Regions from separate parts of the Mus musculus genome. Here region 2 is linked to region 1. A link is a loop called in an ENCODE intact Hi-C map of the cell type or tissue named here. Cell type or tissue: heart. All regions are shown on one strand.

Evidence for each region. Hi-C counts contacts between places; a loop is a spot of excess contacts. Peaks named below come from ENCODE experiments on the same cell type or tissue, not always from the same donor. Only the 100,000 strongest peaks of a DNase experiment are listed, where the experiment ranks them.
Region 2: it touches region 1 in a loop (2.4-fold over the local background); 1 of 42 quality-filtered maps calls a loop at or near these places.

The regions. Positions count from the first base shown.
Region 1 is chr9:44,654,209-44,656,708 of GRCm38, forward strand. No RefSeq gene overlaps it. Among named protein-coding and RNA genes, the nearest start is that of BC049987, 17 kb to the right of the region's middle. In heart, CTCF peaks have their summits at 1,057 and 1,684 (motif pointing right); a DNase peak (open chromatin) is centred at 1,113; H3K4me3 peaks cover 717 bases.
Region 2 is chr9:44,767,044-44,769,543 of GRCm38, forward strand. Arcn1 (archain 1) reads right to left here and starts at 765. Exons shown (of 10, transcript NM_145985.4): 1 at 627-765. The coding sequence starts at 629. In heart, a CTCF peak has its summit at 1,147; a DNase peak (open chromatin) is centred at 628; H3K4me3 peaks cover 1,454 bases; H3K27ac peaks cover 977 bases.

The DNA of each region.
Region 1 (2,500 bases):
ATAGGTGGCACCATTCCCTGGGCTGGTGATTCTGAACAACATAAGAAAGTTAAGAATGAAACTGAGAGCTGGCCAGCAAGACTGCTACATAGTGACTTTAAGGCCAGCCTAGGCCACATGAGACCCAGTTTCAAAAAATAAAACAACAGCTAGGCAGTGGTGGCACACACCTTTAATACCAGCACTTGGGAGACAGAGGCAGGCAGATTTCTGAGTTCAAGGCTAGCCTGGTCTACAGAGTGAATTCCAGGATAGCCAGAGCTACACAGAGAAACTCTATCTCAAAAAACCAAAAAATAAAAATAAAGTAAAACAGTAAAACAACAAAAACACCACTAACAACAACAATTAAAGGAGGAAGATGCTTTAAGAAATGAGCCCTAGGGGCTGGAGAGATGGCTCAGTGGTTAAGAGCACTGACTGCTCTTCCAGAGGTCCTGAGTTCAATTCCCAGTAACCACATGGTGGCTCACAACCATCTGTAATGGCATCTGATGCCTTCTTCTGGTATCTGAAGGGAGACTGGAATACCATTGCTCTGATGCCTAGCTTATAATGTGAGCACTTTGTTCCACACATACTCCTGACAGCATGTCACCAGAGGCCCCAAGTGATAGGATCAGTCAATCTTGAACCCTCACCATTGGTCCCAATGAATGGGTCAGTCCAGAACCATAAGCCAAACACAACCCTTTTCTCTTTATAAGTTAATTGCCTCAAGGATTTCATTAGAATAATTAAAAATGATTAATACAACACTCTGATATATTCTACTATTAATCTAGTTAATATCAAATATACAAACCCTGTCTGACTCATGCTTGCCAAAAGAATCTTGTGCTTCCAGGCATCAAGAACTCATGGCCTGGAGACTACTTATATAGGGATGGATAATTTCTTATATGATGTCACTGTGTCACACCCAACAATGTCTCTTTCAACTAATAGTCCTTACAGTGTGCTATTAAGAAACTACAATAAAGTTTCCTGTTAGACTTTGCTCAGGGGCTACGCAGACCCAAAACAAACGAAACAGAACTCTACTCAGAGTCCGCTAGGTGGCTCTCTCTTCCAGCCCTTGAGGGCCTGCCCCGAGTCTCCTGGGAATTTGCTTTCTTCTGCCTTCATTTCTTGCTGTCTGACCTGGCTCACGCTTACAGTCCCTGAAGTCCTGTACAATTACGTCTCCTATAAACAGGAAATGAAATAGTCAAAACCCGACATCAGTAGCAATCTCAAAATAGATGATGATAAGTTCGTTCCACTGAGCAAAACTTCCAGCAGGGCTCCGGGGTACGCGCCCTCGCTGGTGAAGTGCTGGTTAGGTGTGGAATTAAAGGTCAGTTGAGTGCCTAGCATGGTGGCACAAGGCTGGCCTAAACTCACAGATCTGCCTGCCTCTCCCTCCAGAGTGCTGGGATCCAGCACACCGGCTACGTGAAGTGTTTATAAGAACAGCTAGGAGCTGGTTTGCAGACCTGCCCGAGTCTTCCGCTCCAACTTCGTTGGTCCTTCCGTTCAGTTTTCTTCTTCTTCTACGAAGCCAAGGCCTACTGTAGCCTTTAACAAGCATGTGTGGGTTTAGAGAAGGAGAGAGCCACGCTCCAGGCCCAAAGCCAGCTTTAATTTTAAATAAGTTTCACTGAATTGGGACCACGTAAAGACCATTTGTCACTTATGTCTGTAGGGGGCAGCAGAGACAAGCTGGACGTGGGTGATTCCATTCAGCCAATTTACTCTTTTTTTTCCTTAGGACGTTTTCTTTTCCTCCGATGTTACACTTGTCCAGTGGCGTCTAGATTCCTTAGTCGAATGCTTTTATTCTCCTGGAAAGATTAAGAACAAAATCCTGTCCCAAATCTAATTCTGGGGGCTCCTTTTTTAACAAGTTATATCTTTCTAGGACAAAATAGTAGTAATAGTAGGTAGTAGTAGTAGTAGTAGTAGTAGTAGTAGTAGTAGTAGTAGTAGTAGTAGTAGTAGTAGTAGTAGTAGTAGTAGTAGTAGTAGTTGTTGTTGTTGTTGTTGTTGTTGTTGTTGTTGTTGTTGCTGTTGTTTTGGTTTGGGTTTTGGGTTTTGTTGCTATTTGTGTGTCAAGTTGACAAGATGTCAATCGTACTGGCTGGTTTTACCTGTCAACTTGATACAGCTGGAGTTATCACAGAGAAAGGAGCTTCAGTTGGGGAAATGCCTCCATGAGATCCAGCTGTAAAGCATTTTCTCAATTAGTGATCAAGGGTGGGAGGGCCCCTTGTGGGTGGTGCCATTCCTAGGCTGGTTGTCCTGGGTTCTATAAGAAAGCAAACTGAGAAGCCGGGCGTGGTGGCTCACACCTTTAATCCCAGCACTTGAGAGACAGAGGCAGGCGGATTTCTGAGTTCGAGGCCAGCCTGGTCTACAAAGTGAGTTCCAGGATAGCCAGGGCTATACAGAGAAACCCTGTCTCCACCCCCCCCTCCCCCCCCAAAAAAAAAGAAAAAGAAAGAAAGCTGAGTAAGCC
Region 2 (2,500 bases), 110 kb after region 1:
CCGCTGGCATCAGAGTCCCCAAGCACAGCCCACCTCTCCTATTCCACATAACAGCTGTGATTACAGTAAGCCACACTCCTGTCACTCCACCAAAACGGTCGGTCCCTTAAAGACAGAAACCCTGTGCTGTCACTCCGTTTCTCTACGTTCTATATACACTCTGCACCAGCCTCGCTGCCAAAGACACGTACGCGCTACCCTAGCACAGGGTAGCTACGGGGACACCGGGGTCCCTCAAACGGGCGCCCGAAGTTACCATTTCCGCACTGCCTCTACTTCCCCCTTTCAATTAAGAGGTGGAGGAGGGAGAAGAAAAGCTTTGAGGCGTGGTGACAAGAGGACGAAAAGCGGCGGACAGGCCCAGCCTCCAGCCCTGCGGTTCCGGAGCTCGCAGGGAACCGGCGGGACCTGAGGACGGAAGACCCGCGCGACAACCACCAGCCCGAGTGGCGGGCGGGCGGACGTGGCGGCGCTGCCGGCGGAGGCTAGGTGGGCGCGGCAGCTTTCGCTCTAGGACTCCGGGAGGCCGTGCCAAGCCTGGGCCGACAGCAGGGCTCCGGGCGCGGCTCCTGCGGTCCCGGCCCAGCCGGCGAGGACGTGGCGAGGGAACCCGGCTCGGCGCTTACCATGGTGAGGCCGCAGGTGGGGCGCGCTGCGCCGCGCTCTGGCTCTGCGGGGACTCGGGCTGCTGCCCAGAGACGCGGAGCTCTGGCCGCTCCGGACCTGCCGCCCCTGACAGGAGCCTCCGCCGCTTCGCCTCTTGCCAAGATGGCGGCCCCAAGCCACGTCTCCAACCGGAAACGGCGCGGGTCAAAGGGCGGGGGGCGGGGCCAGTAAGCTCCGAAGCCAGGAAACTCAGACCCCTGTTAGCCCAGGATTTGCAGGTTTGGCTAGAATTGTGGAGCGTCATTCCTCTGTCCTTTCTTTCTCTTCGCCTGCGTTTATTTGGTGCTGCTTCTTTTTTTTTTTTTTTTTTTTTTTTTTTTAAAGATTTATTTATTATTATATGTAAGTACACTGTAGCTGTCTTCAGACACTCCAGAAGAGGGAGTCAGATCTCGTTACGGATGGTTGTGAGCCACCATGTGGTTGCTGGGATTTGAACTCCGGACCTTCGGAAGAGCAGTCGGGTGCTCTTACCCACTGAGCCATCTCACCAGCCCTTGGTGCTGCTTCTTAAAGTTCGTAAAAACACTCAATGGAATATATAAAATAATCTGTGACCATGAGGAACTAGTATCCTGAATACATAACGTCTAGAACTCCCGTAATAAAGCCGGCATGGTGTCCCCTCACCTGTAATCAATTCCAGGTAAATTAGGAAACTGAGGAGGAAGACCAAAAATTGTCCAGCCGGGCACACGCCTTTAATCCCAGTACTCGGGAGCCAGGGGCAGGACGATCTCTGTAAATTTGAAGCCAGCCTGGTCTACAAAACAAGTCTGGGATAGCCAGAGAGAGCTACACAGAGAAACCCTGTCTTGAGAAGCAAAGCACTAATAAAATACTGACACATACAACATAGATTAGCCTTGAAAACAGGTGTAAAGAAACAGATGCAAAGGCCACTATTTGTTTGCAATGACTAAACCAGGGATATCTGTGAAATTAGAAAGCTTATAAGTGATTTATCGGAGTTCCAGAAGACTAGGACATAGCGGCTAGTGCATTATGTTTGGAATGTAAGTGCCATGGAATTACCCAGAGGCAGATATCCTGAAAGCCACTGAACTGTACGGTTTATCTTCAATATGTAATTATTTTATTTTTAAATCCTATGTGTGTTCAGACATGTGCCTGCGAATGCAGGCGCTGCCTGATATGGGTGCTGGGAATCGAACTGGGGCTTTTTGAAACAGCAACGGATACTCTTGACTGCTGAACCCCCTCTCCAGTCCTGAACTGTATACTTCAAAGGGCTGGGGTTTTTTGTTTGTTTGTTTGTTTGTTTGTTTTAGGGTCCTGAGAGATAGCTCAGCAGTTAAAATCCTATATTGCTCTTGCAGATTTGGTTTTCTCCTGCCTCAAAAAAGAAAGAAAAGAAAATGTATGTTCACAAGTGTCCTTGGTCAGGCGCGCCTTAGAGGCTGTATAACAGAAGTAAAAACAAACGAGGAATCAGCGCGACCTGTGCTTAAATTCTTTTCAGTACTCAAGGCCTTAGTCGTTAGTTAACTCACTACACCTCTCTAAGCCTGTTATTACTCTTTAAACTGGTGGGAGCACATACTTCATAAATTTATAGAGTTAGATAATAGAAAATAAATTAGACTGTATAAGCTAAGTGTTCCACCACAGTAACTGCTCAACAATTTATACTTGTTATTATGGACATAGCATCACAAAGATAAAACCAAAAATAGCAATTCTACTCAAAACATATTTTTGAGGCAGTTTTACTTCCTATACCTGCCTGACCTAGAACTCACTATGTAGATGAGGCTGGTCACGAACACACAGAGGTCTGTCTGCCTTTACATCCTTAGTGTTAAGATTAGAG